Regions from separate parts of the Homo sapiens genome. Here all the other regions are linked to region 4. Evidence: chromatin contacts called from ENCODE Hi-C or POLR2A ChIA-PET data. All regions are on one chromosome and are shown on one strand. The core of a region is the stretch at or near the end of the contact, and the rest is flanking DNA. Distances in the headings are between cores, read along the strand shown.

Region 1 (5,751 bases), core at 1,712-4,211, 190 kb before region 4:
TTTCTCAGTTCCTTTTTTTTTTTTTTTTTGGAGATCAGGTCTCACTCACTCACCCAGGCTGGAATACAATGGCATGATCATGGCTCCCTACAGTCTCGAACTCCTGGGCTCAGGCAATCCTTCTGCCTCTGCCTCCCAAAGTGCTGAGATTACAGGCATGAGCCTATGCAGGGCCTTATCTTTTTACTTTCTTGATGGTGTCTTTTGAAGTGCAAAAGTTTTTAATTTTCATGAAGTCCAATTTATGAATTTGTAATTCTCTTGCTTATGCTTTTGGTGTTGTATCTAAGAAATCATTGTATAACCCAAGGTCACAAAGATTTCTTCTTATGTTTTTGTCTAAGATTTTTATAGTTTTAACTCTTTCATTTAGGTCTTTGATTAATTTGAGTTAATTTTTGTGTATGGTGGGAAGCATGGGCCCAAATGTATCCTTTTGTGTATAAATAGCCAGTTGTCTCAGCACTACTTGTTTTTTGTTGTTGTTGTTTGTTTGTTTGTTTCCAGATGGAGTCTTGTTCTGTCACCCAGGCTAGAGCACAGTGCCTAGATCTCAGCTCACTGCAACCTCTGCCACCCCCCACCCTGCCTCCGGGTTCAAGTGATTCTCCTGCCTCAGCCTCTGGAGTAGCTGAGATTACAGGTGCACACCACCACGCCTGGCTGATTTTTGTATTTTTAGTAGAGATGGGTTTTCACCTTGTTGGCCAGACTGGTCTGGAACTCCTGACCTCAGGTGATCCGCCCGCCTCAGCCTCCCAAAGTGCTGGGATTACAGGCGTGAGCCATCGCGCTCGGCCAGCACTACTTGTTAAAGAAATGATTGTTTCCAATGAATTGTCTTGGCACCTTGTAAAAAATCATTTGACAATATTTATTATTATTTTTGACCACTCCAGCTAAGGCCAAGACAATACATTTTTAAACATCATTTTCGTGAAGACGAAAACTCCTCCCCCATTTTAACAAAAGCATGCTGCAGGTCATCTGGACGACCCTCTACCAACTGAGCTCTGCTCCCTGATGTTCGTGGCTGCCTTTTCTTTATGAACATGTGGTCATCACAGGACCTTCCAGTGTAGCAGCGTTTACCACTGGATGCAGTGTTTCTAAAAGGTGGGGCCTGATGGAGCTTGGGAACTGTATTCTTAGAGGCCCATCAGTTCTTAAGTTTGAGAAACCCCTAATATAGAGCCATTTCTCAGACGGGAGAGCAGAGTTCCAGATAGGGAACATGAAATGTCCAACCTCATGCATCTATCAAGTGCCCACAAGCCAGCACAGGCAGTGTGGGGTAATGATAAGAACTCACTTAGGATCGGGCATGGTGGCTCATGCCTGTAATCCCAACACTTTGGGAGACTGAGGTGGGCGGATCACTTGAGGCCAGGAGTTCGAGACCAGCCTGGCCAACATGGTGAAACCCCATCTCTACTAAAAATAAAAAAATTTAAAAAAAAAGCTGGGCATTGTGGCAAGCACCTGTAATCCCAGCTACTTGGGAGGCCTGAGGCAGGAGAATTGCTTGAACCCAGGAGGTAGAGGTTGCAGGGAGCCAAAGTCGAGCCACTGTACTCCAGCCTGAGTGACAGCACACGCCTCTGTCTCAAAAAAAAAAAAAAAAAAAAGACTCACTTGGGTAAGTCACTCCCCATTCCTGAGCCTCTGTTTTCTCACCTGTAAAATGGAGGGCACACCACCCATCTCAAAGAATCTGCAGGAATAGAGATAGTTTGGATAAAGTATCTGGCACAGTGCTCTCTGACACAAAGTGGGTACCAGTTCATGGAAGTTGTGTTTATTGCAAGCCTGGGGCTGTGCCCACCAACTGGCCCTCCTTCAGCCCTCCCCTCCACAGTGCCTACTCTCCCCAGCAGGGCAGCCCTTGAGGGCTGGCTCCTGGCTTCAGCCTTCCCTCTGCTGCATATACCTCACCTGTCTGCTTACAGGGCATGGCTCTGTAGCAGGCCCTGTGCTCGTCCTAGTAAAGCAGTGATGAAGCAGACTCTATTCCTGCTTTCAGGGACCTTCTGGGCAGGTGGACAGAACCATTAGCTGATGACCACAGAACAGCATGGTAGCTGTTATTTTTATTAATAATAGCTAACATCTATAGAATTTCTGCTCTGTACCTGGCCCCACTGTCTCAAGATGTACAGGACACTGTGGGAGCCAAGAAGATGACGTCTAGAGGAGGTGACATTTTTAGAGCTGGATTTAAAGGATGGGTTTGGACTTCAGCTAATATACAAAGAGACATGAGCTTTCTATGAATTTTTGCCCATTTGATGGATGAAAATGAGATTATCATTTGATTTGTGTTTCTGTGTAAGGTCGTACATCTTTTTGAATGTTTACAGGCCATTTGTATTTCTTTTTCACTGAACTACCTGGTCAAATTGATTGGACATTTTTATTTTGAGTTGTTCATTTTTTTTGTTTTTGATTGATTTGGAATAACTCTTTATATATGGAGGAAACCAAGGGAATAGTATGTGCTAATACACAATGATATGAAATAGTACAGTGTGCTTGAAAAGCATTAGGTTTAGCCTAATTTTGAGAGACATAGTTGAAGATAGAGCTAAGCAGGGAGGCAAATGCTAGTTCCTAAGGAGCTTGGACTTTATTACACAGGACATAGGAGCTACAGAAGCGTTTAGAGCAGGGAAGGGATGTGATCGAATGTGTATTGTTGAAAATTACTTTGATAAGGGACAATAATGGACAGAGTGAAGAGCTAGAAGGGACAAATTGAGGCCAGAAAGTACAGGAGCTTGAATGTCCCCTGAAGAGTGTCTACCTGGTTTGGTGGGCAGTAGGGAGTCACAGAAGGTTCTGGGTAATGACCGATGGTGAACTGCAGAGACAATGGGAACTGAGAGTTGCCTGCTATACTTCCTGCTTTGTGGACAGCTATAAAGTGCAGGGGGCGGGACGGAGGCCAAGGCTAATCTCTGGGTGGGGTGAGCGGTTTTGTTTCCCAACATGACGCTTTGTTCCCCTAGATGTCCCCGCCCCACGTGGGCGCCCAGTGCTGTGTCATCTGTCCCCACACCACAGGACTGACCTCCAACCCAGACAGACGAGACCATTGCCAGGGGTAACCTAGAGAGGAAATATGAACTAAGAGTTTCCAGGCAGGGCACTGGGAATGGGAGAATGAAGAAGGAACAGCACACTGCCGAGCTGGGAGGGATTTTAGAAGTCATGCAAGGCAGTTTACCCTCAGCCCTGCTCCCATGAGCCCAAGGACAGGGAGTCCCTACCTCCCCAGCAGCCATTCCATATCTAAGTGGCTCTTCCAGGGAGAAGGTTCTGGAGCTGGTATGGCATCAGAGTTGTAAGGAGTCTTAGTACTCGTCTTATGCTTCTTGATAGAGGGGACCTTGAGGCTCAGAAGGGACACCTGCCTTCCTGAAGTCACACGGGGAGTCATCCTGAGTGCCACAGCAGGCTCTTAGAAATCAGGCTTCTCAGCTCCCCACTCAGAAATTAGTTTTAAACATAATATTTTACAAACAGTAATACATGCATGTAGTAATACATGCAAAAAATACTTAAATGAAACATTTCAGTGAAAAGCCAGTCTCCTTTCCACTCCATCCCCCAGGGCACGAAGACGTCTAGGGGGGCAAAGCTTCATGTTGGGAAACAAAACCACTCAACCTACCCAGAGATCAGCCTTGGCCTTGATCCTGCCCCCCGACCCCCCACTTTATAGCTGCCCACAAAGCAGGAAGTGTAGCAGGCAGCTCTCCATCCCCACTGTCTCCACAGTTCACCCTCGGTCATCACCCAGAACCTTCCCCAGGGCATGGCAACATGGCAAAACCATGTACCAGTTTCTTGAGCATCTTTGTCAGAGACAACATATGCAGGTACCAGCAGATATTCTATACCCCCTCTTTTTTTTTAATTCCAGATTTTTATTTTTATTTAAAAAAAATTTTTTTAAGAGGGACCCTTGCTACATTAACCCAGGCTGCTCTTGAACTCTTGGCCTCAAGTGATCCTCCCACTTCATCGTCCTGAGCAGCTGGGATTACAGGTAAGAGTTGCCACACCTGGCTTACTCCCTCTTTCTTACATAAAAAGTAACATACCCTACATCCTTTATTGCACCTACCAAAATATCTTGGGGATTGTTCCTTATCATATCAGTCCATGTAGAGATGCCACTTTTTTGTTGTTGTTTTTGTCTTGTTTTGTTGTTTGTTTTTTTTGAGACAGGGTCTCACTCTGTCACCCAGGCTGGAGTGCAGTGGAGTGATCACAGCTTAGTGCAGCCTCAGTCTCCCCTGGTTCAGGTGATCCTCCCACTTCAGCCTCCTAAGTAGCTAGGATTACAGGCACATGCCACCACACCCAGCTAATTTTTGTGTTTTTAGTAGAGACGGTGTTTTGCCATGTTGCCTAGGCTGATCTTGAACTCCTAGCCTCAAGTGATCCACCTGCCTTGGCCTCCCAAAGTGCTGGAATTACAGGTATGAGCCACTGTGCCTGGCCGTAGAGCTGCCACATTCTTTTTGATGGCTGCATAGGCTTCCATCATATGGATGTGTCTTAATTATAATCTGTTTAACAAATCCCTCACTGGTGGACTTTAAGGAACAAGAATACTTCAATAATTTTTATTCACTTTAAAAACATTTATAGTAATGTGCATTATGACATTTCGGTCAATGACACACCACATATATGATGGTGGTCCCATAAGATGATAATACCATATTTTTACCGTACCTTTTCTATGTTATGTTTAGATACACAAATATCTACTACCTGGTCAAATTAATTGGACATTTTTATTTTGAGTTGTTCATGTTTTTTTCTTATTGATTTGGAATAACTGTATATGGAGGAAACCAAGGGAATAATTGTGATTAAGTGCCTGCAGTGTTCAGTACAGTCATATGCTGAACAGGTTTGTAGCCTAGGAGGACTAGGCCATACCATATAGCCTAGGTGTGTAGTAGGCTGTGCCATCTAGGTTGTGTAAGAACACTCTATGAGGTTTCACAATGATGAAATCACCTAAGGACACATTTCTCAGAATGTATCCCCATCATTAAGCACTGCAAACCTGATTGTTTAAATATAAAGACATGTCAAGAAGAGACTTCAATTGGCCCATCAGCTTGTGCCCAGATAACCCCTGTTGACCTTTTAAAAATCAATTATTACAAAAAAGTATAAAATGAAAAGTAAAAGCGCCTCACATATCCATTCCATGCACCCCTCAGTCCTCCCAAAAGGTATCCATCAATAAGAGTTTTTTTGTTTCGGCATATTTGTGTCCTTTGGGAAAATTAGGAAATTCCCACACACATCTACATAGAGCCTTTTAACTTGTACACAAAAGGATCATGATATACAGTCTTCTGTTCCTTGAATTTTTCAGTAGAAATATGACCTGGAGATCTGTCCATCCTAGGACAAAGTCCCAGTAATGGGTATCTTAATGAAGTTACTCCCTCTCCTACTGCTGGACCCTGAAGATGGCTCTTTTCTTTCGCTGTTTACTGGTACACACAGTGCTGTGTTGTCTGTCCTTGTATTTTTATATTAGCATGCTGTAGTAGCTTCGCCATACCCTTCCCGATTGGTTGCACCATCTGGCACCTCACCCTACAGCATTTTTGAGAGTGCTCATTTCTTCCCACCTTTAGCAGCAAAAGTATTAGCAAACTTATTCGTTTTTGCCAACTTGGTAGATTAAAAAATGGCAACCATGTTGTGTTTTGATTT
Region 2 (5,822 bases), core at 2,380-4,879, 140 kb before region 4:
GCAATTCCTGGATATCCTCATTTCTCCAAACCTGGGAACTGGGTAAACGCAGAAACCCTCCTGACCCCCACCTTCTCCCGCCACGCCCTGTAGGGGTGACTTCTGTATTGTCCCGTTTTAGATATGGTGCTCCTGGTTAGCCAGCGGAAGTCACATGGGATGTTTAGGTGGCCGTCACTTTGTGCCAGTGCTTCCTGCAGACTCTCGCTCTAAATCTTTCCATGTGAGGGCTCCATCTCCACCAGCCCCTCCGTCCCAGACCTTGGCAGCGTCTGGAGGCTCTGAGCACGGGACTCAACATCTGTGCCCATTACGTGTGCTCCTCCAGGGCTCACTCGTTCCCTTTCTGTCCACCCTCCCTAGGTTTCCACTGGGGGTGCTGCGACCTCACCCCTCCTCCTCACCACCCGGTCATGTTCATCCAAACCCTGCCTGCCAGGGGAGGCGACCAGCATTGCTGGGCCTCATCTAGGAGGTCCTCACCCTACTGCTCCCTAGGAAGGACCTCAGGAGTCCATAAGTCTTTTTGGTCAACAGCCAGGCATCATTCTCCTAGAACTGCGTGCCAGGCTGTAAGGCTTTAGGCATCAGTGGGGATGCTGCCTCCGCTCAAGACTAGAGAAGTGGGTATGGCTGACCGGCACTAGAACAGCCTCCCCTGGGAAAGCCCTCACTGTTCCTGTCTTGCTGGCTACACCAGCTCTATGTCTCTTCTTTTATTCTAATTTTTTTTTTTTTTGAGATAGAGGTTCACTTTGTTGCCCAGCTGGAGTACACTCCGAGTTTCACTCTGTTGCCCAGTGGTGCAATCTCAACTCACTGCAACCTCCGCCTCCCGGGTTTAAGCAGTTCTCGCGCCTTAGCCTCCCGAGTAGCTGGGATTACATGCTTGCGCCACCACACCCAGCTATTTTTTGTATTTTTAGTAGAGACAGAGTTTAACCATGTTGGCCAGGCCAGTCTCGAACACCTGGGCTCAGGTGATCCATCCTCCTTGGCCTCCTAAAGTACTGGGATTACAGGCGTTAGCCGCCATGCCCAGCCCTTTTATTATAACTTTTTAAAAGTTTTTTAGAGGCAGGGTCTTGTTCTGTGGCCCAGGCTGGAGTACAGTCATGTCATCATAGCTAACTGCAGCCTTGAACTCCTTGTGGTCAAGGGATCCTCCTGTCCCAGCCTCCTGAGTAGCCAGGACTACAGGCAAGAGACACTGCTCCCAGCTATTTAAAAAATTTTTTTGGCCGGGCGCAGTGGCTCACACCTGTAATCTCAGCATTTTGGGAGGCCAAGACGGGTGGATCACGAGGTCAGGAGATCGAGACCATCCTGGTGAACACTATGAAACCCCGTCTCTACTAAAAATACAAAAAAAAAATTAGCCAGGCATGGTGGTGGGTGCCTGTAGTCCCAGCTACTTGGGAGGCTGAGGCAGGAGAATGGCATGAACCCCGGGGGTGAAGCTTGCGGTGAGCCGAGATCACGCCACTGCACTCCAGCCTGGGCAACAGAGTGAGACTCCGTATCAAAAAAAAAAAAAATTTGTAGAGATGGAGTCTCATTATGTTATCCAGGCTGGTCTTCAACTCCTGGCCTCAAGTGATCCTCCTGCCCTGGCCTCCGAAAGCACCGGGACTACAGACACTTGCCATCATGCCCAGCTAATATTTTTAAAAAATGTTTTGTGGAGACAGGGTCTTGCTACGTTTCTCAAACTGATCTCAAACTCCTGGCCTCAAGCAGTGTCCCACCTCGGCCTCCCAAAGTGCTAGGATTGCAGGCGTGAGCCACCACAGCTGGCCAACTTTATGTCCCTTCTTTGCACATTCGGTTTTCCTTTGAGGTCCATTTCTTTGTATCCTTGCATTCTGCTCCTTGGGGCCAGGCTAACTCTTGGGGACTGCAGTCCCGAGAACATTCCAGAATGGGAAGGACTAGAAGAATGACATGGATTTGAATCTTGGCTCTGCTCTGTGGTCTGCAGTCCTGGGCAAGGATCACAGTGGGCCCTTCTTGAGCCTCCATTTTCTCATATGGAGAATGGGAAGAGCAGTGCTTTCTTGACAGGCTTGTTGCAGGGGTGAAATCTGTGTACTTAGCTTGTGCTGGGCTCCCCCGTCGCATAGTGGCATAGTGGGTGAGCATACGTGTGGGTGACCCAGCCCCAGCCACATCAGCCCAGAAAGACTGATTTTTCCAGACCCTGCTTGAACACCTGCACTAGCCCTTAAAGCAGCCCCTTCTTAAATTGCTGAACTGTTCAAAACTGCTAGCTGTCTGAAGCTCCTGCCCCTGGCCTCACAAACCTGCCTGTTCTCTCTGCACCAGGACCACCCTGCAGAGACCTGGCAGGGGTGGCGGCCACCTCTCTCCAGCTGTGCCATCCCTGCTCTTGCTCAGAGGATGTGCCCCCACCCGCCCCCCAGACCCTGCCTGGCTGTGTCCCATCCCTCCCCGAGACGGGGGCATAGAGGTGAAGATAGCCCTGTGCAGAACAAGACCATCCCCTTCCTTCCTCTGGGTGACTAACCTTGGTTAATGTGGCCTAGGCAGAGAAGAGCCACAGAAAGCCCCAAGAGGGAGCTTGTGAGGGCTGGAAATGAATTGTGCCTGCCCAGTCTAGGCTCCCTTTCTGGAAATCAGAAACCCTGAAAGCAGAGTATAGGGGAAGCCATGAGGCCTGGAGGCGTGATGGGCATACGTACTTCAGGAGGCTGTTTTGCTCTGGCCTGTGCAGACTGCCAGGAGTCTGGCCTGAGGCTGCTGGCATGGACATTTAACCACAGACAGGCTTTCAAGATTGCCTGCTTCCTCTAGCATGGGGCCCGGCCCCCTCTGAAGAGGGTGGCTTTGCCATGTGATGTGGCCACCCTCTGGCCACACGTGGCTAGGCTTATTTCTCTGATTTATCTCATAACTGTGCACAACCCCAGGACCCCTAGGCTCTGGACCCAGCCCTGTCCAAGCTGCCAGCAGCATGCTTTTCCCCTGAGCAGCTGGGCAGGAGAGGCATGGTGTGGGGTCAGGTCCCACACAACTCTGTCTTATACTCACAACCTTGACTTGGTGACTCAACTCTTCCATCCCTGAGTTTGTCATCTGCAGAAGGGAGCAGTCCTAGCTACCTCCCAGCGACGGTGGTTGAGTTACAGGTCATGTATTTTAAACACACCCACCACGGCATCTTGTACCTGGCAGGTTTGTGGAGAAGTTGCTGCTGTATAATTCAGACCCGTGTATACTTGTGTTTGCGTATGTATATGTGTGTACATACATGTGTGTTTGCCCTCTCCGTAAGAAGTTGCATGAACACAATGGGCAAGTGTTCGGGCGTCCTGGCCAAGCTGCCCATATGCCCTTGGGGATGGGTGCCACCTTTCCGTGCCTGCAGGGTATTGAGAGCACTGAATGTGTTCCATATACAGCTTAGAACATCACTAGCCATATAGACATTCGCTGTTACTACCATTGTCGTTGTCGATATTGGGGGTGAACAGTGGGTCACTGCTTTCATCTTGTACCCTCACTGGTGCCCAGAACCTCCCCTGGCTAACATTTTTCTTGAGAAAAGTCATTCATTACTTCATAGGCCATAATTAGAGACATCCGTGGCTGAGAGGCCACAGCCCCCCAGCCCTGACTCATTCCCTGGCGAGTCGGGACGTGGCATCCAACAGGTCTGGGCTGAGGGGCTGGGGTTGGACTGTCTGCCTTTCTCACCCATCCCCATGAGCTCCCCAGTCCAGGGAACAGGCCAGTGGAAGGTGTCTGGGTCCAGGTCTCCCTCCACCCTGGGGTCAGGCTCTCCAGCCTGGAGGTGGGTGTCTCGAAGAGAGGGTCTCAACAGCAGGCAGGGTGCAGGGCAGGTGACCCTGGCTTGGGGCACTAGGCTTGTCTGCCCTTCCTGCCTCCAGCTGCTGGGGCTTGTAGATCAGAGAATAACCCAAGACAGCCATTGAAAAGTGCTTTTTAAGAGCCAAGCACTTTCTTAAGGACCTCACTGTATTAATTAGCTCCACTAAGTCTTCACAGTCCTGTGAAGTAGATACACTAATTACCCCAATTTTAGAGGAAGGAACCTGAGGCACAGCATTAATTCCTCCTGTGGTCACACAGCTGGTAAGCAGTAGAGCTAGAATTCCACCCAGGAGCCTGCTTGGCCCCTTGCTTGGCAGAAAGCCTGGGTGGGGCGGGGCAGCAGGAGGAAACTCTTCAAGTTGTGATCTCTATTCCTGCGAGGTGTCCATTGCAACACTGTCCTATAGGGATCTAGCGCTTCACCCAGCCATGTCCCCACATAAAACACCACATACCACTTCCATCACAGGAAAACATGTTTGGAAAACTGGAGAAGGGGGAAGAGCTTGGCGACCTTTCAGTGACCAAAGCTTGGAGTCCCCAGTCTGGGAAAGGAGGGCTCACTGTGCCTTAGCACGTGATGGGCTCTGGGGCAGAGTGTGGATGCATCCACATGCAGCTCCAGGCCCTTACGTGCTCTCTGGCCCTGTCCTTGGCCTGTCCCACCACCAGGGGCCCATCCAGGACATACAGAACTCATCTCATGGGAAGGAGCAGGCCTCCTGCTCATGGCCATTCCCATCTTTGCTGGAGGCCAGGGCTTTGGGGGATGCTTGGGCAGTTGTCTCCCACCCTCACAGAGCAAGACTCCTCCATGGTGCAGATGGACTGCACACGAGATCAGGTGATCCCCGGGGTGGGGAAGAGTGTGTGGGGTGAGGGTGGCCTTGTGGAGGAAGTGGGGTTAAGCTGAGACCTCGGTGTAAAGATGGCAGACTCAGACAGGTCATATGGCCCTGGGATAGAGGCTTCCAGCCAGGATTGGAGTCCCTTGTACCACCTCTCTGACGGGTGTCTGACCTGCCGCAGCTTGCACACCTCCAGTGACAGAGAACTCACCACCTCCTAAGCAGCCCTAACCACATGAGAGTGTACTTCATCACGTCGGGTATTGGCAGTCATAGTTCTGCCTGCAGGAGAAATCTCTAGCCTCGGCTTGTCAGCCTGTCAGAGGCTTGATGATGGGGATCACATCATCTCCCCGAGGCTGCTTTCCTCCCGGCTGCACAGCCCCAGCTCTTGATAGGAGCATACTGTTATACTGCTTCCTGGCATACTGTTATTTGGCCTTGGCAAATAGAGTCCATCTCACATGCTAGCTGGGATCAGTTGTATGGAGTGCTGTGTTGGAAGGAGGCTGAGGCTTCATCCAAGCTCTTTAGGAGGGAGTCTGTGATCAATTAGCAATGTCTGCCAGGGAGGAGTGGGTAGGGCATGCAGGTGTCCCAGGTCTGCTGTCCCTGCCCTCAGGCTCTGGACTGTCTGTGCAGCCCCCAGACACTGTCTTCTGCTGTGTCTGAGAACTGTGGCGGGCAGCAGGGCTATTTTTGCTCCTGGCTTTTTATTCATGTTGGTGACTGGCTTCTCGGCCACATCATGACATCAGCTCACATTCATCTTATAGTCCACAAAAAATCCCCAAGGCTTTTTCATAAGAACAGCCATCAAACTAGATCTTTACCCCATTTTGATGTTATTTCCAGTGTGTGGATACAGAATTAATTTCAGTCATCCCCTTGTCGATGCTCATTTAGGTTATTTCCAGATGTTTATAATCAGAAACAACACTGCTGTGGACATCCTCGTATGTACTGCTGCACACATTGGTCTTATTTCCTTTGCACAAATCTATGGAAAGGGGCTGGGCGGCAGCCACCTAACGCTCATAGGATGTTCCAGAGACTCTGAACTGCCAGGAATATTCAGGGACTTGGAAGAGGTGCCTCGGCCCATTCCTTGGTCTGCAT
Region 3 (6,265 bases), core at 2,862-5,361, 220 kb after region 4:
GCCACATGCCTGAACCCCTAGCCCTGTCCTGTCCCCTCCCGTTAAAGGCTCTGCCCTTTTCTGGGTCCTGGAGCCTGGGTCATAGCGTTGGCCATTTTCCCAGCACTTCCACTCAGTTGACTGCCTCATTGGGTCAGTTTACCTTCACAGGATTTCTTACCTTCATCCCTTCTTTCTGAGTCCCCACAGTCAACCATTCTTCTTGTACCTTTCCTGAGCTATTGCAGCAGATTCCTCTCTGGTCTCCCTCTTTCTCTCCTACAGGTGTCCAAATCCTACCCTAGAGTTTACTAAACACAGCTCAGGTTTCTCTCATCCCCCTCACCTCACCTTTATTTCTGATGTGCCCAGTCTGAAACATTCTCTGTCCTATTTACTAAAATCCTTCCCTTGGTTTATAGCCCATTTCCTTCAGAAAACCTTTCTGTATTCTCTTTGAAAAGAGATTTACTTAGGCACCTGTAGTCCCAGCTGCTTGGAAGGCTGAGGTTGGAAGATTGCTTGAGCCCAGGAGTTTGAGGCCAGCCTGGGCAACATAGTGAGGCCCCATCTCTAAAAAAGAAAAAAAAAAAAAAAAAAAGGATTTACTCCCCCATCTTGGGGAACTCCCCTTCTGTTCCAGCACTCCTGTCTTGGCTCCAACTGTACCAGAATGGACACTTATGCAAATGATTGTTGTCCTCCTACTCAGGGCTGGTTATACACGTTTCCCATATGGTGTCCCATATGGATCCATTTTTCTAGATAGAAGGTAGCTCCAAACATAGTGTGGATCTCTCCCATCCAGTCAACAGCACCTTCACCGGCAGCCCATGGCAAACACATGTGCAGGTTAACTGGATGAGAGCCACTTTGGAGGCTGCTGTTAAAACATGGGGACTCGTTGAAACTTTAGATGATAAAACCAGAGATCACAGGGAGACAGTTTGGGCCTATCGTGAGGACCATCTCTCTACCAATTTTCTTCCCAAAAATGAAATGGGGAGGGCTGGGTGGGGTGGCTTACGCTTGTAATCCCAGCACTCCAGGAGGCCGAGGCAGGCAGATCATTTGAGGTCAGGAGTTTGAGACCAGCCTGGGCAACATGGTGAAACCCCATCTCCACCCAAAAATACAAAAATTAGTTGGGCATGGTGGAGCATGCCTGTAATCCCAGCTACTCGGGAGGCTGAGGCAGGAGAATCGCTTGCGGAGGTTGCAGTGAGCCAAGATTGTGCCACTGCATTCCAGCCTAGGTAACAGAGCGAGTCTCCATCTCAAAAAAAAAAAAAGGAAGGAGGAAGGCTCCAACAGAGAGGCTCCAGAAACACTTTTGAAAGTGGCTTTTGGCCAGGCACGGTGGCTCATACCTGTAATCCCAGCACTTTGGGAGGCCGAGGTGGGAGGCCTCACAAGGTCAGGAGATCGAGACCATCCTGGCTAACATGGTGAAACCCCGTCTCTACTAAAAACACACACAAAAAATTAGCCAGACGTGGTGGCGGGTGCCTGTAGTCCCAGCTACTCGGGAGGCTGAGGCAGGAGAATGGCGTGAACCTGGGAGGTGGAGCTTGCAGTGAGCCCAGATCACACCACTGCACTCCAGCCTGGGTGACTGAGCGAGACTCTGTCTCAAAAAAAAAAAAAAAAAAAAAAGTGGCTTTTAAATTTATAGCACTCTAAAGTGGAATGGATCCCTGGATGTGTCTAAAGTTATATCAAGAGGCTGGTTTTACAGTGCTTGACAATCAGTTGTCAGTGTTATAGGTAGAATAGCAATTGGAGTCAGACTGGGGTTTTGATCCTGGCTGCAGCGTTCTTTGTTTTTTGGCTGTATGACCTTGGGCAAGTGACTAAACTTCTCAGCTTGTTGTCTGTGAAGATAAATTATTTACGTCAGAGGGCAGCTGTGAGGATTAACAGAGATAAAAGTATACACAGTGCCAGGATTCAGTATTATTAGAATTACTTTTTAATGGTATTGAAGGCAGAGAAGCTTAATTTCAATATATATCTCTGAATTTTTACTAGGGACCATCTTAGGTCTCACTGAAATGTGGATTCAGAGTTCAGCCTCAATAGTTGCTAAATGGCCTGCTTCCTTACACCAGCAACCAGCCCCAGTCATTCTGTATTTGCCAGGCCATTCATATGTATGCACTGATTTCATCCCCACAGGACAAGGTTTTGACCTGTCACACATGACCTCACCTCTGTGGCTTGCCAGGGTTGGTGTGAATAGTTTAACCAAGGCTATCGAAGGCCTAACTGTAGCGATAGCAGTTAACCTATGTAACTTTTTTGAGTCATTTGAATTATGTAGAGATTGGACCTATAATCCCAGCACTTTGGGAGGCCAAGGTGGGAGGATTGCTTAAGCCCTGGAGGTCAAGGCTGCAATGTGCCACTGCACTCTAGCCTAGACAACAGAGTGAGACCCTGTCTCAAAAAAAAAAAAAAAATTGGAAATTTGCCGTATCTGTGTAGGTATGTGATTCTTTGGATAAATGATTCACTGTATCTTCCTCAAAACTAGGTTATTTGAAAGACTGAGATCATTCAACTGATTGCACTGACTGCCAACTAATTTTGCAGGAGATGTTGCAGTAAAGATCCTAAAGGTTGTCGACCCAACCCCAGAGCAATTCCAGGCCTTCAGGAATGAGGTGGCTGTTCTGCGGTGAGTAGAAAGCTGGCGGTCCAGTCCCTCTGGAGTGCTGGAGTGGGGAGTACAAGGACTGTAGAGTTAGTGGACTGTGCCGCAGGTTGGGACGGGCAGGCAGTTAGGACTCACTGTGGAGTTTCTGTGGTTGGATGCTCCTCCCTTGAGAGCAAAGGGATGTTTCCTTTAGTTTATGTGGTTGTCAAGCCTTTCGAAGAGCCCCTTTTTAGGAGAATACCCTCCTCTGGGCACAGTAAACTCAATAGCCCAATTTCTGTCTCTGGGTTTTGGTTTGAGGTGGGCAGAAATAGGCCCTATTTTTACCTTTATTTCCCAGAACCCTTTTTTTTATAGCTGAGTTGCCTTATTTTAGACTTCAGAACAGTCAGCTTTCCAATCTTTCAGTCACTATTTAGACTTGTAGGAATAAGTCATATAATGGAGACTTCTACAAGGAGTCCTTGTGACCTCCACAGGAGGGTCATGGAGTGTACATTGATGAAAGAGAATGTCCTCTCTGTAAGCAAGGCTGGCACTGAACTGATGGCCCAGTGAACTAATGGTGGGCTTCTCTTTGCTCAGAATGCCACCCGGGTTATCAGCCGTGCCATGTGTTTGTTTTTGGGACTGGGGGTGGTGTTGGGACTGGGGGTGGTGTCGACAGCACAGAACCCACTGTCCACGGGAAAGCACAGTAGACCTCCCTGAGCACTTTCCTCCTCCCTCTCCTCTCTTCCCCTCCCCTCCCCAGCAAAACACGGCATGTGAACATTCTGCTTTTCATGGGGTACATGACAAAGGACAACCTGGCAATTGTGACCCAGTGGTGCGAGGGCAGCAGCCTCTACAAACACCTGCATGTCCAGGAGACCAAGTTTCAGATGTTCCAGCTAATTGACATTGCCCGGCAGACGGCTCAGGGAATGGAGTGAGTAGATGGTCTGATGCCTCTCTGGGACCCAGGCATCAAATTTGTCCCTAAATTGGAACCAGGATCAGGAAAAGCCTTCTAGTCCATTAAGCGATTCTGTGATATCTTTGCACAAGCCTCTGGCCTGGGCTGGAGGGGCCAATTATCAGGAATGAGTTGTTCAGGTTCCAGCTGGGTGGGGTGGCTCACACCTGTAATCCCAGCACTTTGGGAGGCCAAGGCCAGTGGATCACTTGAGGCCAGTAGTTTTGAGACCAGCCTTGCCAATATGGCAAAACCCTGTTTCTACTGAAAATACAAGAATGAACCAAGTCTGGTGGCACATGCCTATAATCCCAGCTACTCAAGAACTGGGACAGGGAGAATCGCTTGAACATTGGAAAGCAGAGGTTGCGGGGAGCTTAGATCACGTTACTGCACTCCAACCTTGGCTGCAGAAGCGAGACTCTGTCTCAAAAAAAAAAAAAGAGAAGTTCAGGTTCCTCCTTGGGACTGAACTTCCCCCTTGGGGCTCAGCTTTGGGCTCTGCCTGCTACCCTGGCTTTATCAGAAACCTGAGAATATAGTGGGGTGCATGTACCTTCTGCTTGGACAGCTGTGGCAATGCCTTCTGCTCAGCTGTCTGAGGCATGGCTGTCCCACATGAGGGTTTAAGCAGATGTTGTTTTTGGGATAATTTTTTTTTTTTAATTAAAAACTTTTTCCTGGCCAGGCACGGTGGCTCATGCCCATAATCCCAGCACTTTGGGAGGCTGAGGCGGGTGGATGACGAGGCCAGGAGTTCGAAACCAGCCTGGCCAATGTGGTGAAATCTCATCTCTACTAAAAATACAAAAATTAGCTGGTTGTGGTGGCAGGCGCTTGTAATCCCAGCTACTCGGGAGGCTGAGGCAGAAGAATCACTTCAACCCGGGAGGCGGAGGTTGCAGTGAGTGGAGATTGTGCCATTGCACTCTAGCCTGGGTGACAGAGCCAGACTCCATCTGAAAAAAAAAAAAAAACCCAAAAAAACCACACTTTTTTCCTTAGAGACACAGGTTCTCACTCTGTCACCTATGCTAGAGTGCAGCGGCGCAATCATAGCTCACTGCATCCTTGAACTCCTGGGCTCCAGCTATCCTCTTGGCTCAGTCTCATAGGTTGCTGGGACTGCAGGCACATGCTACCGTGCCCAGCTAATTTTCGTGTATTTTGTAGAGTCGGAGGTCTCACTATGTTGCCCAGGCTGGTCTCAAACTGGACTCAAGTGATCCTCCCACCTTTCCTGGCTAGCCTAGGGTAGTGCTTCTCAAACTTCTCCTCTGAAGTAGAGGAGCTCCTCGTACCCCTAGACATCTGGGAGTTACTAAGCTATAGCTGTGCTTGCAAGTCCTACATAAATTCTCACACTGTCTTTAAAATTCATATGGAAGTTGCCTTCTGTGTATTTTAAGAAATGGAATGACTTTTCAGAAAAATTGAGATATAATTCATACATCATAAAATTCCCCCTTTTAAAATGTACACCTACCTCAGTGTTTTTCTGGTATTGAGTTGTGCAGCCACCACCACTATCTAATTTTAGAACATTTTCATTATCCCGGAAAGAAACACATGCCCATTGTATTAGTCTGTTTGGGTTGCTCTAAAGGAAGACCTAAGGGTGGGTAATTTATAAAGAAAAGAGGTTTATTTGACTCGGGGTTCTGCAGACTGTACAAAAAGCATGACACCAGCATCTGTGTCTGGTGAGGCCCTCAGGAAGCTTTCACTCATGGCAGAAGGCAAGGGGAGCCACGTGTGATGTGGTGAGAGAAAGGAGCAAGAGAGAGAGCATGGAGGGAGGTCCCAGACTCTTTAATAACCAGGTTTCATGTGAGCTAATAGTGTGTGAACTCACTCGTTACTGCAGGGAGGCCACCGAGCCGTTTGTGAGGAATCCATCCCCATGACCCAAACACCTGCCACTTAGGTCCCACCTCCAACACTGGGGATCACATTTCAACTTGAGATTTGGAGTGGACAGATATCCAAACAATATACCCATTAGAGGTTACCCAATACCTCCCACCCACTTGCAGTCTACTTTCTGTTTCTATGGATTTTGCCTACTTTATAGTTCAATATAAATGGAATCATGTAAGATATAATATAGTCAGGTAACATATAATGATGTTTCGGTCAATGACCACATATAGGAAGGTGGTCCCACAAGATTATAATACTGTATTTTTACTGTGCCTTTTCTATGTTTGGCTATGTTTAGAGACACAAATACTCACCATGTTACAACCAGCTACAGTATTCAGTACACTGAGGGCCATACAGTTTTGTAGCCTAAGTGCAACACGTTATACCATTTAGCCAGGGTGTGTAGAAGGCTGTACCTTCTTGGTTTGTGTGAATACACTTTATGATGTGTGCATGATGACAAGTTGGCTAACAACACATTTCTCAGAAGGTATCCCTGCCGTTAAGTGATGCTTGGCTGTATATAATACATAAGATATGGTATTGTGTGCCTGGGCTCTTAGACCTAGCATAGTATTTTCAAGGTTAATGTGTAGCATGAGTCACTACTTCATTCCTTTCTGTGTCTGAGTAACATTCCATTGTATGGATATGCCACATTATTCATTCATCATTTATGGACATTGGGTTATCAGAATTACTTTAGAGTAAAACTGATGCTTGAAGAAGTGTCAGCAATGGTC
Region 4 (6,441 bases), core at 1,542-4,041:
CATCCCCACCAACTTCCCAAAGGGATCCCCAGGCAACCCCACCATACATACTTCCTCAAGAAGGCCTCAAAAGCCTGGAGGCAGGACTCCCGGAGCTCATCATCATCCAGGTTGCAGAAATCCTCCACCAGGGGCACCAGGCGGTCCAGGTGAGCCCCTGCAGGGCCAGGTGGATCACTGAACCCAAGCCAGACACTCTCCCGGAGTTCCCCCAGCCCACAGCACTCAGACTGTCTATGCACCTGCAGCCCTGACCACTGTAGATTCAACTCAGAGGTTTCATAGTCAAGCAAATGTGGGTTCTAGCCCTGACTCTGCCACCCAACTGCTATGGGACCTTGGGCAGGTCACAACATTTCTTTGACCTTAGTCAGCTAATCTTCACAACAAGGATAACAGTGCCTCCTGGGCAGAGATTTTGTGAAGATAAATTATATAATGATAAATAGCTTAGGCCAGGCGCGCCTGTAATCCCAGCACTATGGGAGGCCGAGGCGGGTGGATCATGAGGTCAGGAGATCGAGACTATCCTGGCTAACAAGGTGAAACCCCGTCTCTACTAAAAATACAAAAAATTAGCCGGGCGCGGTGGCGGGCGCCTGTAGTCCCAGCTACTCAGGAGGCTGAGGCAGGAGAATGGCGTGAACCCGGGAAGCGGAGCTTGCAGTGAGCCGAGATTGCGCCACTGCAGTCCGCAGTCTGGCCTGGGCGACAGAGCGAGACTCCGTCTCAAAAAAAAAAAAAAAAAAAAAAAAATTAGCCGGGCACGGTGGCACACACCTGTAGTCCCAGCTATTCAGGAGGCTGAGGCAGGAGAATTGCTTGAACCTGGGAGGTGGAGGTTGCAGTGAGACAAGATAGCGTCACCGTACTCCAGCCTGGGGGACAGAGCGAGATTCTATCTCCAAAAAAAAAAAAAAAAAAAGATAAACAGCTTAGGCCGGGCATGGTGGCTCACACCTGTAATCCCAGCACTTTGGGAGGCCAAGGCAGATGGATCATCTGAGGTCAGGAGTTCGAGACCAGCTTGGCCAACATGGTGAAACTCCATCTCTACTAAAAATACAAAAATTAGCTGCACGTGGCAGTGCGCCCCTGTAATCCCAGCTACTTGGGAGGCTGAGGCAGAATTGCTTGAACCTGGGAGGTGGAGGTTACAGTGAGCAGAGATCGTGCCACTACACTCCAGCCTGGGAAACAGAGCAAGACACGAGACTCAGTCTCAAAAAGAAAAAAAAAAAAGAAGTTAAAAAAGCTTAGTCCAAGGTTGGGTGCAGTGGCTCACCCCTGTAATCCCAGCACTTTGGGAGGCCGAGGCGGGCAGATCATGGGATCACAAGGTCAGGGGTTCAAGACCAACCTGGCCAACCAACATAGTTAAACCCCGTCTCTACTAAAAATACAAAAATTAGCTGGGTATGGTAGCGTGCGCCTGTAGTGCCAGCTACTCAGGAGGCTGAGACAGGAGAATCACTTGAATCCGGGAGGCGGAGGTTGCGGTGAGCCGAGACTGCACCATTGCACTCCAGCCTGGGCAACAGAGCGAGACTCCGTCTCAAAAAAATAAATAAAAAAGCTTAGTCCAGGTTCTACACGAGCAGGCACTCGATAAATAGCATCTGTTATCAAAACCATTATTCATGTCCTGGCCTAATTTCCTTCACTAGGTTTAAGTCCTTGGATAGGAGAAAGGGAGGCAGGTACTGCCCTAATAGACCAGGCAAGAGGGGTTCCTGCCTGGTCTCCAGGCTTTAGAGCACTCCACTCAAGCCCTTCTCCAGCCATACCCTTCCCTACAGCATAAGAAGAGACATGCTGACCTAGAGACCCCCAACACTCCTAGACTCCATTCTGTCTGGGTATCTGGGGACCCGAGTTTCCTGCCCAATGGATCCTGACCCCTTGTCCGAGCCTGCGCAGGCCTCTTTCCTAGGTCCATGCAACCAAGGATGGCTGAGGGCTGGCTGCTGTTTGGGAGAAATGGGACAGGGTGTGGCCATGTCAGCTGGGGTTCCCCCCCCCACCCCCCGCCGTGTGCCTGCAAGGCCCCTTGCAGTGAGAGAGCCAGGGGTTGGGAGGGGCTGACCATATGCCAGTTCTATCCAAACTGTCTTGGTATAGTCAGAACTCCAAGGTGTCTGAGGATACATTCAAACCTGATTGCAGCTTTCCATTTCTAAAAAACTAATCTATAGTGACAGAAAGCAGATCAGTGGCTTCCTGGACAAGGCAGAGAGCTGGACTGCAAACGGACACAAGGAAGCTTTTGGGGGTGATGGAAAGGTTTCACGGATATACACAAAGGTCAAAACACACTGAATTGCACACTTTAAATAGTGCGGTTTATTGTATGCACATTAAATTGTTTCTTAAAAATTCAAACTTGGCTCATGGGCTGTTACTAAGATATCTTTGTCAAACTGGGAGAAGAGAACATAGTCTAACAGTTTAGTGGCATGACTTAAAATTGTAATTACCAGCCAGCCTCCACGTCTCATAAGTGATTGAACCAACCCCCTTCTCTGAACCGTCTGCACTCAGCAGGGGCTCAGGCCTGGGGGTTTGTCGAGCTCAGGGCCCGCCCTGCGCCTCTCAAGCCCTATCCGGCCCCAACCTCTGCGTTTCAGGGGCTTCAGCCGCCCGCCCCAGGCCCCACCCACCACATCAGCCCAGGCCCCGCCCCATCCTCCCTACCAAGGCAGACGGCCCACCCTTAGGCCCTGGCTGCACTGCGGCCCAAGCTCCGCCCCTTTACCGAGTCATTGGCTCACCCTAAGCTCCGCCCACCATGCCAGCCCAGGCCCCGCCCCCTGCCCCCTTACCGAGGCGGTGGCCGGCCTGGCGGCCGACGCTGCCCAAACATTGGATCAGGGTGCGGATGGCAGTCGGGCTGGTGGGCACCCGCGGGCCGGGCAGCCGGTCCAGTAGGTGGTCAGCGAGCTCGACGAAGAGGTCGGTGCTGCAGGCGGCCGCCAGGTGGCCAAGCGCTCCGACCGCCCGCTTGCGCACCGCCAGGCGCGGGCTGCTCAGCTGTGGCAGCAGACAGTGCAGGAGGCTGGCGTGGAAGGCGCCCAGCGGGACACCCAGCCTGGGGAGCACGAGGGGGCATCAGGCCGATCGCACTCCGCGGGCAACCTGGGCCAGGCTCCGCCCCTCTCCCCATTCTCTCCCGGCCTCCTTCCCAGGATTATGGCAACTCAATGGCCCTTGCAAAAGAGGTGCCCTGCAACTGTGAGGAGGAATTATTTTAATTACTTTTGTTACATGAGAGAAAGCGGAGAGAGAAAGGGACTTCTCAGCAGTGCAAAGCCTGGCTCCCAGCCTAGGGAGAAAGACCTGATAGGGGAAAGCATAGAGGATCTAGTAAGGCTGTCCCTATTTCTTGGAAGTCTAGGCCTTGCCTCAATACCATCCCCTTCTGTCCATCCTCCTCGCTGAGACCAGAGCAGTATAAAGTCTACTTCTCACCTGGTCACTCCTCTGCTTAACTCCTTCCATGGCTCCCTAGTGCCTTTGGAGATGCTGAGCTCTGGGCTCAAGACAAGAGGCAACACCAGACAATGGTTTCTGCGCACACAGCACAGCTCCTGCCTGCCTCAGCAGCTTCTATCCACACCTTCAAACGAGGCCCGTGCATTTTCTGTCCTGTAAACATCTTGAGACCTTTTCTTTCTCACTTTACAGAAACACGCTGACCTTACCCTCCCTTATTTCTATGTCCTACCCAACCCCCTCTCCTAGGTTTCATTTGTTTGCCTGTTCACCTGCTAAGTGACAGGGACTGTGCTGGAAGCCAGGGTGAACAAGACAGACTGATCCTGGGAGCTGCCCTCATGGAGTGTGTGGTTGAGTGAGTGCCTCCCAGGAGCCTCAAGTTCAACATGCCCCAGCTTGAATCCATCACCTTCCTCCCCACACACCTGCTGCTGGCTCCCGGAGTGCACCCCATCACAGCACCTCTGTCTGCCCCCGCCAGTTACTAAAGGCAGAACCCTAGGGGTCAGCCTCCAGTCCCTGCCTCCCCTGCCCACTCCAAGTCCTGTGGAGTCCCCCTCCTGAATACAACCCGAATTGCTTTCCCTATAGCAGCCTCTTAACCAGTCCCCTGCCTGTTCAATCCCCTCCCACCTACTCTCCACTGCAGAGAGAAAGATCAGGGTAGAACACACAAATACTCACCCCTGCCCCATGGCTCCTGGCCAGCCCTGCACCTCAGCTCTGCATACCCACCTCTCCACATTACAGCCTGCCCCACGACCCCTGGCAGACTCTGGGACCCCAAGTCTTCCCCTGTCTCTGCCTTCTGGACTGGGGACAGTCTCCCCTCCAGCATCCTCTTTATACCTGCCCAAACTCAGCTAAGTCCTGCCCCTCCTCGAAGGCTCAGCTCTAGCAGCACTCTCTTTTAGAAGGCTCCTCACTCCCAGCTGGACTGGGGGCTCCTCTGAGCTCCTATCAGCCCTGCTCTTATCCTTACTGTTGTGCTTACTCCATTCACAGTTTTATACATGTCTGTGAACTCCTCCCTAGAACAACCAAGACTGATCTAACCCCATGTTCCCAACACTAGGCCAGCACCTGACATTTTTCTGGCCAGAGCAGGTGTTCAAGTCATGGGAGGTTTTACTGACCGCATCATCTCTCAGAGCCTGTAAAATTGTGACAATTGAGTTCTCCTTTACGAGGCTGCTGGGATGATTAAGGAGCCCCAAGCACAGGGCCTGGTGTGCAGTAGGTGCTAGCTCTGTGATTTGAGTCCCTCCCTGTCCCCTTTTACCCACTCTTCCTCAATACCCAGGATGGCCTCCCACACCTGCTCAGCATGTCAGAGAGGATGTCCAGGGCTTCCAGCTGCACAGCCACATCCTCCTGCTGGGCAATGGCACTGGTGAGCTGGCCTGTGATCTTCCGGCACACGTTGGTGGCCAGCCCGGAGCCTGCACAGGGCACAAGGTGGGCACAGTGAGGCCCTGGCCTGGGGGAAAGGCAGCCTCCACCACTAGTCTGCCTCTGCTCTGGCTGTGTTCCTGAGCCCACATCCCCGGGAATCTTACCAGGGCTCCAGAGGTCCCAGGTTTGACCCAGAGTCTGGCCAAAGTCAAGGAGACAGCTAGGGGAGCTGCAGAGCTGATGGCCGAGCTTCTGGGTGACTTACACACACCCAAGCCCTTCTTCCTTTCCCCATTCCACTAGGGAGGCAGGGAAAGTTAAACACTTCCTTTCCTGCCTCCCTTGCTGCTGGGAGTGGCTGGGTGATCCAGCTCTTGCCAGTGAGATATAAGTGGAAGTCCTCTGGGGGTTTCTGGGAAAACGTGTGCTTTCCCTATAAAGGGAGGGGACATGGGGCAAGACTGGAACCCTGTCAACATTGAGCCACTAAATGAACTGCTACAAAAATGGAGTGGCTGATTCCTCCAGGATTGCCATGTGAGGAAAAACCACCCCTGATTTCTTTAAACTGCCGTTAGTTAGATTTCATCACTTGAGCTAAAAGCATTCCTGACACAGAACCATGAACTTAAACTGAGCTGGGCCTGAATTCTCTGCCCTGCTTACTAGCTGAGTGACCTCAGGTATGTCTCTTCAACTCTCTGAGCCTCAGTGTTTTTTTTTTGTTTTTTCGTTTGTTTTTTTACCATAAACTAGGACAAATACTAACAGTACCTAGTCCTGGGGACCTGGGTACCTGTGGCTGCAGGAGGGAGCTCCGAGAGGACGGTCTTGAGGCCAATGCCGGCAATGTCTCGCAGCTGCTCCTTGTCTGACCGCATGTTGGTGCACAGGGTGTCCACAATGGTCTCCACCTGGTACTCCTTCACTTTGACCACCAGAGGACCCAGGCTGAGCAGGGAGTGGGAAGGTGAATCCAAGGGCACAAGGTTCAGCCTGAGTCAGGCTGCCCCTTTATGTCCCCTCATGCTCCTGCGGCCACACGTGCTGAGGAAAAGGCCTCAGATCATCAGGGGAGCCCCTGTTTGGCCAGAAAGAGATACTCTCTGGCTATGCCAACATCGTTCCTGGGACCTCCCAAACCTACATTTCTTCTTGTGTTTTACGTCTCAGGAAATGGCCAAATAGTGCTCCAGAACAAGGGTTCTCAAACTTGAGGGTGCATCTGAATCCCCTGGCGGGCTTGTTTAAACAGATGGCTGGGCCCCACCTCCAGAGTTTCAGAGTCAGGAGGGCTATATCTAGGTGTGGCCTGATAGTGTGCATTTCTAGCAAGCTCCCAGTTGAGGCTGATACTGTAGGTGGTCCAGGGAGCACACTTGGAGAACCTCTGCCTTAGAGGCTTGCTTCTCAAAGTTTGGTGGTGAGTTAGCATTGGCAATGCCACTCGGGAGCTTGTTCAGGATGTGGAATCTCAGGCCTTACCCTACCCTAGATCTACTGAGCCAGGATCTGTAGCGCCACAAGGTCCCCAGGTGATTCCAATGCACA

Evidence for each region. A loop is a pair of places that touch in the nucleus more often than their neighbours do. ChIA-PET counts read pairs that join two places held with the same protein, here RNA polymerase II (POLR2A). Pooled maps may share reads with other maps.
Region 1: a pooled map shows a loop between it and region 4 (2.7-fold over the local background). The contact joins two enhancer-like sites. A Hi-C loop is called at or near these places in 8 of 50 pooled maps. POLR2A ChIA-PET finds 5 or more read pairs at or near these places in 5 of 52 experiments (AG04450, Caco-2, OCI-LY7 and 2 more).
Region 2: a pooled map shows a loop between it and region 4 (2.6-fold over the local background). The contact joins two enhancer-like sites. A Hi-C loop is called at or near these places in 2 of 50 pooled maps. POLR2A ChIA-PET finds 5 or more read pairs at or near these places in 3 of 52 experiments (IMR-90, T-cell and activated CD4-positive, alpha-beta T cell).
Region 3: a loop to region 4 is called in a map of posterior cingulate gyrus, with 30 times the contacts of the local background. The contact joins two enhancer-like sites. A Hi-C loop is called at or near these places in 1 of 168 maps with a recorded cell type or tissue (posterior cingulate gyrus) and 2 of 50 pooled maps. POLR2A ChIA-PET finds 5 or more read pairs at or near these places in 2 of 52 experiments (OCI-LY7 and WTC11).

What each region holds. Positions count from the first base shown.
Region 1 is chr3:12,996,826-13,002,576 of GRCh38, reverse strand. The region is part of intron 1 of IQSEC1 (IQ motif and Sec7 domain ArfGEF 1); the gene reads left to right. Among named protein-coding and RNA genes, the nearest start is that of IQSEC1, 74 kb to the left of the region's middle. RefSeq lists a silencer at 1,054-1,348. Within about 2 kb of position 2,961, at least 17 of the 41 ENCODE cell types and tissues checked have a DNase peak (open chromatin) inside an H3K27ac peak, as active enhancers do.
Region 2 is chr3:12,946,363-12,952,184 of GRCh38, reverse strand. The region is part of intron 1 of IQSEC1 (IQ motif and Sec7 domain ArfGEF 1); the gene reads left to right. Among named protein-coding and RNA genes, the nearest start is that of LINC02022, 64 kb to the right of the region's middle. RefSeq lists enhancers at 2,247-2,426, 4,601-5,102 and a silencer at 2,987-3,066. Within about 2 kb of position 3,629, at least 8 of the 41 ENCODE cell types and tissues checked have a DNase peak (open chromatin) inside an H3K27ac peak, as active enhancers do.
Region 3 is chr3:12,588,102-12,594,366 of GRCh38, reverse strand. RAF1 (Raf-1 proto-oncogene, serine/threonine kinase) reads left to right here. Exons shown (of 17, transcript NM_002880.4): 11 at 2,575-2,659; 12 at 3,393-3,569. Among named protein-coding and RNA genes, the nearest start is that of MKRN2, 34 kb to the right of the region's middle. RefSeq lists a silencer at 4,891-5,091. Within about 2 kb of position 4,111, at least 2 of the 41 ENCODE cell types and tissues checked have a DNase peak (open chromatin) inside an H3K27ac peak, as active enhancers do.
Region 4 is chr3:12,806,706-12,813,146 of GRCh38, reverse strand. CAND2 (cullin associated and neddylation dissociated 2 (putative)) reads right to left here. Exons shown (of 15, transcript NM_001162499.2): 3 at 5,687-5,841; 4 at 4,814-4,937; 5 at 2,823-3,088; 6 at 52-157. Among named protein-coding and RNA genes, the nearest start is that of CAND2, 13 kb to the right of the region's middle. RefSeq lists a silencer at 2,611-3,060. Within about 2 kb of position 2,791, at least 24 of the 41 ENCODE cell types and tissues checked have a DNase peak (open chromatin) inside an H3K27ac peak, as active enhancers do.